Linked DNA regions of Homo sapiens: region 2 is linked to region 1. Evidence: chromatin contacts called from ENCODE Hi-C or POLR2A ChIA-PET data. All regions are on one chromosome and are shown on one strand. Each heading gives the region's core, a stretch centred on a gene start or an enhancer-like site at or near the end of the contact. The rest is flanking DNA. Distances are from core to core; before and after follow the strand shown. Region 1 holds the start of APPBP2 (amyloid beta precursor protein binding protein 2). Region 2 holds the start of MAP3K3 (mitogen-activated protein kinase kinase kinase 3).

Region 1 (3,391 bases), core at 606-3,105:
ATGTATCTTAAATGAACAAAATTTCCTTAGAATACACAAAAGTAAATCAATGTATCAAAGGGATTAGGAAAAAAGGGAGCTTTTTCTCGAAATCCAAAATAATAATACGCATGACCTAAATGAATCTTCTCCAAATATTTAGGGGGGAAACCCCACTTTAATTGTTAGAATTGGTGCAAAGCAGCTGGATTTAGTAGAACGCAGCCCATCAACTGCTAATTCTGAAAAAAAAAAAAAAAAAAAAAAAAAAATCTAGGGGTGGAGAAAGCAGGCAATCTTCCCAATAAAACAACTGCCACAAAACACTGTACATACGTAAGAACATAAACATCTGTTAAAATATCAGTTTACACTGTTCCAGCCAACTTACAGATCAAGAGGAAGTATTTAAGGTCTAAAAAATAAATTACATTCTACTTTTAGTCACATTTTGCATGGGTGGCTACTGGACACTAGGAGTTATCGACGCGGATTCAAGACAAGGAAGACTGAATAATAAATCCAGTGTTCACATTCAAATGTGGGGGAGAGAAAAGGGCAGGCTCTGAGTCCATAAAGTTCTCCACACTCTGAAAACACTGCAAAAATAGTCCACATCTAAGGACACTTACCCTTGAAACTCCTTGGAGAGTGGCTTGGGAGACTTGCTGTTCAGATTTTTGAGGGGGAGTGATTTAAGAATGCTGCAAGATTGCAACTTTCAAACACAGGAACATAATCTAAAGTGTTTTTTTCTTTCAGTAAAGATCTCTCCCTGTCCTCTTCAAACAGTTGATCAGCACTCCCATTTTCACAAAATCCCTAATTCAAGTATAGAGCCCCTCCTCTCCCACAAAAAAATCAAAGCTTTAAAGAATATGCAAATAAAACACACAGATTATTTCCAATAATCCCTAACTCCTTCCCAATTGGGAAAAGAAAGGAGAAACGAAGGAACACGAAGCAAAAACACCAAAACACTCGGGGAAGGAAGGCGGCGAGATGAGAAAGTAGGAATGGGTGGGGGGAGGAGCACGGAAAAAAGTCCAGCTGATGCTGACACTTAATTGGAAGGAGAGGATGGAAAATATCCTGAAGATACGGGCTAGAAGGAAAGGACTAGGTGGGACAGGGGCGCGATAGAGTAAGTCCACGCAAAAGGCCTACCCAAGAGGGCCACTGTGTAGAAGGGAACACCAACAGGGAGCAAGACTCCCCAAGATTACTTCAAGGCCCCAAAGCTTAAGAGACAGGGCATAGGGAGATGGGGTGCTTCTCCACTGGCAATGCAGACACCGCACCAGACGTTTCGGGAGGCAAGTCTGCCGGAAGGGGTGAGGGGTTAACTGCGGGGGTTCGCAGACGTGGAAGGGGGTGCGGCCCCCGGGGTTGCTGGAGGAGAGCAGAGAGGAGGCCCACGGCGCATACCTTGTAGTAAACATCAAACTGGATGTTCTCGGGCAAGGAGCGGATGTCTCGGCGGGAGCGGATGTAGTTGTCCACGACAGCGGAGATGGCGGTGTTATAGAGAGTCTCTGGGATCCACTCTAGTTCCACGGCCGCCATCTTCCTTCCCTCCTCCTCCGCCTCCTCCGCCTCCTCCTCCCGAAGGCCCCCACCTCCCTCCGTAGCGAACCCCTCTGCGGCCCCGGAGGATTCGGAGGGGCGGTGGCAGCCACGCGGGCGCACGGCAGAAGGCACGGCCGCCCTGCCTCCTCCGGGGGCAAACTGAGGGACGGCGGCAGCGGACGCAGGCCCGAGTAAAAAGTGGGACAGAAAACAGCGGCCAGCCAGGCCAAAAGCGTCACAATCCCGGTTCGAGAGGAACCCGGGTTCCGTCCCAGCGCTGATCTCTGCAGGGGCGGGGCTGCGTGTGCGGCGTCATGACGTAAGCGCACGCCGGCGCGCCGGAGGGGAGGAATGCGGCAGGCGGAAAACTTAGGAAGAGCTGGATGCCTCCCACGGAGAGCGTCCCTTCCAAGCGGCCCCGGAGTGGAGTGGAGTGGAGTGGATAGGGGTAGACTTTTCACACGGGGACAAATTATTACAGGATATCTGCGCCCCCTGTTCCGAGTCACTCGGGGCCATCGGTTACTTCAGCAGGTTCTCTGCATCACGGACCCTTTTGAGGCTCAGGTAAAAGTTTGGATCCTCTCCCCACAAACGAGCAAAATTATCTGTACATTGAAAATTATGCATTGAGAAAATTCACATTACTCTAGAAACCCTTAGACTGCAGTTCCTAACCCAAGTTAAGAACCCGCGGTCCAGGAACTAGGGGTAACGATAGAAGAGAGACTTGTTTTTCTTTGTATAACCATTTGCACCGTTGTAACTTTTTGACCATGTTTCTTTATCCAAATGAAATTTCCGAAAAAAGAAAACTCCTGCCCCAGAACTTCGTAGGAAAACTAGCTTGATTATGGAATTACAAATAATAGTAAGAGAAAAAAGGCTAAGTGGTGGCCGTGATAGGACTTAATGGTATTTCAATTCCCAGAGTTACAGTGGCGGCTTCAAGGGATTGTTGAATAATTGGGAGTACTTGTTTCAGCTTCTTTCCTTCCTCAGCCTGAACATCTGCTGTTTATGTAACTTAATTTCCTAAGTCTGCGATTTCAAGAATTTGATGCAACATCTTTCTGTTCTAGGAATTTACCATGGAAATTATTGGCCATAATTGTTGGTGACACTATCAAACTCATAGTCACTCTATAACGATGTAAGTCCAGAAAACAGCCATAATAATAATGTCCTGATTGATATTTAGAGCTAAAAGAAGTGGAAAGAGTTATTTCAATTTACCCTTCACCTGGTACTTCAGTGTTAAGTGGTTAAATAATTCCACAAAAAATAAACACTCTTAATCTTCTTCAGTCTATATAAATTCTTACTCTATACTGTGAACCTAGGAAAGCTGTGGATGGCCTCAAGATCAGATTGCCAGTTTAGCAAGTAAAAAACTACAAGGCTGGGCGCGGTGGCTCACACCTGTAATCTCAGCACTTGGGAGGCCGAGGCGGGTGGATCACGAGGTCAGGAGATCGAGACCATCCTGGCTAACACGGTGAAACCCCGTCTTTACTAAAAATACAAAAAATTAGCCCGTGGTGGCGGGCGCCTGTAGTCCCAGCTACTCGGGAGGCTGAGGCAGGAGAATGGCGTGAACCCGGGAGGCGGAGCTTGCAGTGAGCCAGGATCGCGCCACTGCACTCCAGCCTGGGCAACAGAGCGAGACTCCGTCTCAAAAAAAAGAAAAAAAAAATTACAAGTGCCCAGTCACATCTTAATGTCAGATAAACAACAAATGGTTTTGAAATGTAAGTATGTTCTGTGCAATAGTTTTGCTCATGCCTTCGGAGCCACTCAAGTGTATCAGTTCATTCAGCAAATCCTTCATCACTTCTTAGAC
Region 2 (3,391 bases), core at 653-3,152, 3.1 Mb after region 1:
CGTGCCTGTTATATTGATAAATACTAATTTTCTTTCCCCTTTATCCCCGCTTTCAAGAATAGAGATTATTATAGTTAAGGAACTCCAGTAAACTGGGTAGAGACCAAATCAAGTGGGAATATGGCAGGCTTAAGCTTGTTGGAAGAAAAAGAAAACAGGACAAGGGGGCTGATTAAATATACGGAGATGAGTGTAAAGAAATAAGGGAGGCTGCTTGCAGTGGCTCACGCCTGTAATCCCAGCACTTTGGGAGGCCGAGGCTGGCGGATCACCTGAGGTCTGGAGTTCGAGACCAGCCTGGACAACATGGCGAAACCCCGTCTCTACTAAAAATTCAAAAATTAGCCGGGCGTGGTGGCGCACGCCTGTTAATCCCAGCTACTTGAGAGGCTGAAGCAGGAGAATTGCTTGAACACGGGAGACGGAGGTTGCAGTGAGCCGAGATCGCGCCACTGCACTCCAGCCTGGACGACAGTGTGAGACTCCATCTCGAAAAATAAAAAAGAAAAAGAAAAGAAATAGGGGAGAGCCCAAGGTAATTCTTAAGGGATTTGACACTCAAGGCAAAGCCACCACTAAATGTTCTTAGTGGACAGTGGACAATGACATCTGAGGAAGATTATTCTGGAGCCTGACATATTACACTGGAACAGAGGCCGGAGAAAGGAGCCCACATTAATTGTGGTGGACTTGGAATCTGAAGATCTGAGTGTATAAAATGTTGAACAATGAAAAGGTTGGGGAAATTAATTATGGTGCCTTTAATTTTGAAACATCATGCAATCAGTACAATTGTTTTGGAAGGATATTTGGTGGCACGGGAAAACAGAATAAAATGTAAGCATACTACAAAACAATACAAAGCCATTTTTGTCAAACGCCTATCTAGGTAGGAAATAGATTATCTCTGGGGTGGGATCTTTTCTTTTTCATAGTTTTCTGCATTTTTCAATTTTCCTACAAAAAGCTCGTGTTGCTTTTATAAGAAAAAAGTTATTTTCTGAAAGAACCTCTGGCGGAACTCAGATTTCCAGGGACCCACATGCCAGCACTATCCCAGCCTCGGGTGTCTGAGGTACCTAGACCAGAGGGTGTGGCCCTGGAGGTGTGAGACAGGGAAAGCTGGGCTGGGCCGGCCGCCCCTGCCCGGGGCAAGAGCAGCGTCGGGACCGGAGGACCAGTCGGGGGATGGGGCCGCAGAGGTGGCCGCGCGCCGGGAAGTGCTCAGGCCAGACCCTCCCCACTCGTTACACGCCCTGTGCTGGGCACGGGGAGGAGCAGGACGCCACCCTCTGGAACCACCCAGATCGCTGGGGCCTCCGAGAACCCGGAGGGCGGAAGGCCTGAGGGCCCCCTGCAGCCGCCTACTCCTCACCCCAGCCCTAAAGTAGCCGGCGGGGAACTGCGCCAGCCCGCGCGCCCGCCGAGCCTTCGGTGACTGACGGGAGGTGGGAATGTGGGCGGAGCCTCACGCCGGAGCTGTGATTGGAACAACCAACACCTCCCAATCTCTCCCAAGAGAGGGAGACAGCACCAGAGAGGGATGCGCAGAGGCGGGGGCTTAGAGGCCTCTACGTGATTGGCTAACAGCGCAGGGAGCCGGGCGCTGTCCCGATGATTGGCAGGCGCTAGACAGCCCTCGGAAACCGCCTTGGCTTCGCCCATTGGCATCCTGTGAGAGTAGGCGGGATTGGTTCATCGTGTGGTGCTGATGATTAGCTGGCCGCTGAGAGTTAGGGTGTTGGGAGAGAGTTGGAGGGGGACGGCGGGGGCTGCCGACTTCCTTCTTGTTATTGGCTGGTGAGGTGGGTGGGGGTGGTGCGACGGCCCAGCGGCTGCCTGGGATTGGTGGGGGCCGGCGTGAGTGACAGACAGGGGGGCGAGCTGCGCGACCAGCGGTTTGTTTTTCGGAGCGTTCCTGAGGTGGAGAACGGTGGCCGGACGGAGAGACTGCGGGTCTGAGGGACTGGCGGGCGGGCGGGCCGAGCGGCGCCGCCGAGGCCGGGCTGGGCCGAGCCCAGGAGCGCCCGGGATGTAGCGGGCCACCCTGCCGATGCCACAGCGCCCGGCCGCGGGCGGAGCCGGAGCCGGAGCCTGGGGAGGCGGCGGGGGCCCAGAGCGCAGCCCGCGCCCCCCGCGCGGAGCCAGGCCCGCTGCCGTCCCCGCCGCCCGGGCCCCCGGCATGCAGCCCCGGCTGCGGAGGTGACACTCACGGACCTTAGCCACCGCCGCCGCCATCGCCACCATGGGTAAGTGTCGCCACCGCCCCGGCCTGTGCCCGCGCTGCTTCGCGACGCCCCGCCCCAGGCTGAGGGAGGAGGACCCTGGGCCACCGCCTGACAGGCATGGACAGCCCGCCCGGCCCGGGGCTGCGGACCGCCGGCCGGCCGGCCGCCCGCCCCGCTCGCGCGCCGCGGCCCGGGCGGGGGTTCTGGCTCCGCGGGGCGGCCCGGCCGGCAGAGCCCGCTCGGCAGCCCTCCTTCTGGGCGGCGCGGCGGGCGCATCCCGGGGAAGCGGCGGCGGGACCGAGGGCCCGTGCTCCGCGGGGCAGCCTGGTCCGAACGAGCCGGACCGCGAGCCCGAGGGCGGGGGAGCAAGAGCGCAGTGTGGGGCCCGGGCTGGAGGCTGCCGCAGGCCCAGCTGCTGTTGTGTCTTTTCCTTGATTTGCTTTTTTTTCCTGCCTGTGTCATTTCCTTCCCTTTGCTCACACAGGCCGGCCTGTGAGAGTTCCCGGGGCTTGCTCTCCAGCCCTGTGCGCGCCCCAGCGCAGGGGGGAGGGCGTGCGGGGCTCGGCTAGGAGGCGATTAAACTGGAGCTGTGATCAAGCGCGCGGTTGACAAATGCGTGCTGCACGCAGATTGCTGGGGGTCAGGAGTTGGTCGGATGCTGCCAGTTAGAATTCACATCCTACTTTTTGAAAAATCCCGTTGCAGGGGTTTAATCCATTATTTTTTTCTTGCGGTATCCCTGAAATTATGTAACTTTTGAAAGAAACATTTGCTACACAAAAGAATTTCTCTGAAATCACTTCCTTTTTGTCAGTATTTACAATTTCTACTGTGAAGATGTAATCTAAGGAAAGCTTTTAATGTCTTCCGCACGTAGCATTTGAGTTGAATTATATTCCATATCCTTTTTGGTAGTTTAGCAAATGACTACTGGACTAGACTAAGAAATAACATTTTAAACGTTCTTTACTTCTCCTGCCCAGACAGGTGTTGTGATACTGTTGTCACAAGTTTTGCAAAATATTTGGTATTGCCCTAAATAATAATAAAAGGGTAAACTTCAGTGAGAGGATCGTTTGCAAAACGTTCCGTTGCTTCTGTGAAGTGCCCCATGTGAAGAGGGAGCCTTAATGTTTGCCTTGCCCTATAGCAAGGTCAAGTCC

The links. A loop is a pair of places that touch in the nucleus more often than their neighbours do. ChIA-PET counts read pairs that join two places held with the same protein, here RNA polymerase II (POLR2A). Pooled maps may share reads with other maps.
Region 2: a loop to region 1 is called in a pooled map, with 6 times the contacts of the local background. The contact joins the promoter of MAP3K3 here to the promoter of APPBP2 in region 1. A Hi-C loop is called at or near these places in 6 of 50 pooled maps. POLR2A ChIA-PET finds 5 or more read pairs at or near these places in 2 of 52 experiments (GM10248 and GM12878).

What each region holds. Positions count from the first base shown.
Region 1 is chr17:60,524,387-60,527,777 of GRCh38, forward strand. It overlaps APPBP2 (amyloid beta precursor protein binding protein 2), which reads right to left and starts at 1,856. Exons shown (of 13, transcript NM_006380.5): 1 at 1,408-1,856. The coding sequence starts at 1,545. RefSeq lists enhancers at 767-1,475, 1,196-1,465 and a silencer at 1,546-1,685.
Region 2 is chr17:63,620,515-63,623,905 of GRCh38, forward strand. MAP3K3 (mitogen-activated protein kinase kinase kinase 3) reads left to right here and starts at 1,903. Exons shown (of 16, transcript NM_002401.5): 1 at 1,903-2,249. The coding sequence starts at 2,246. RefSeq lists silencers at 1,144-1,213, 1,824-2,213, 2,304-2,363, 2,604-2,653.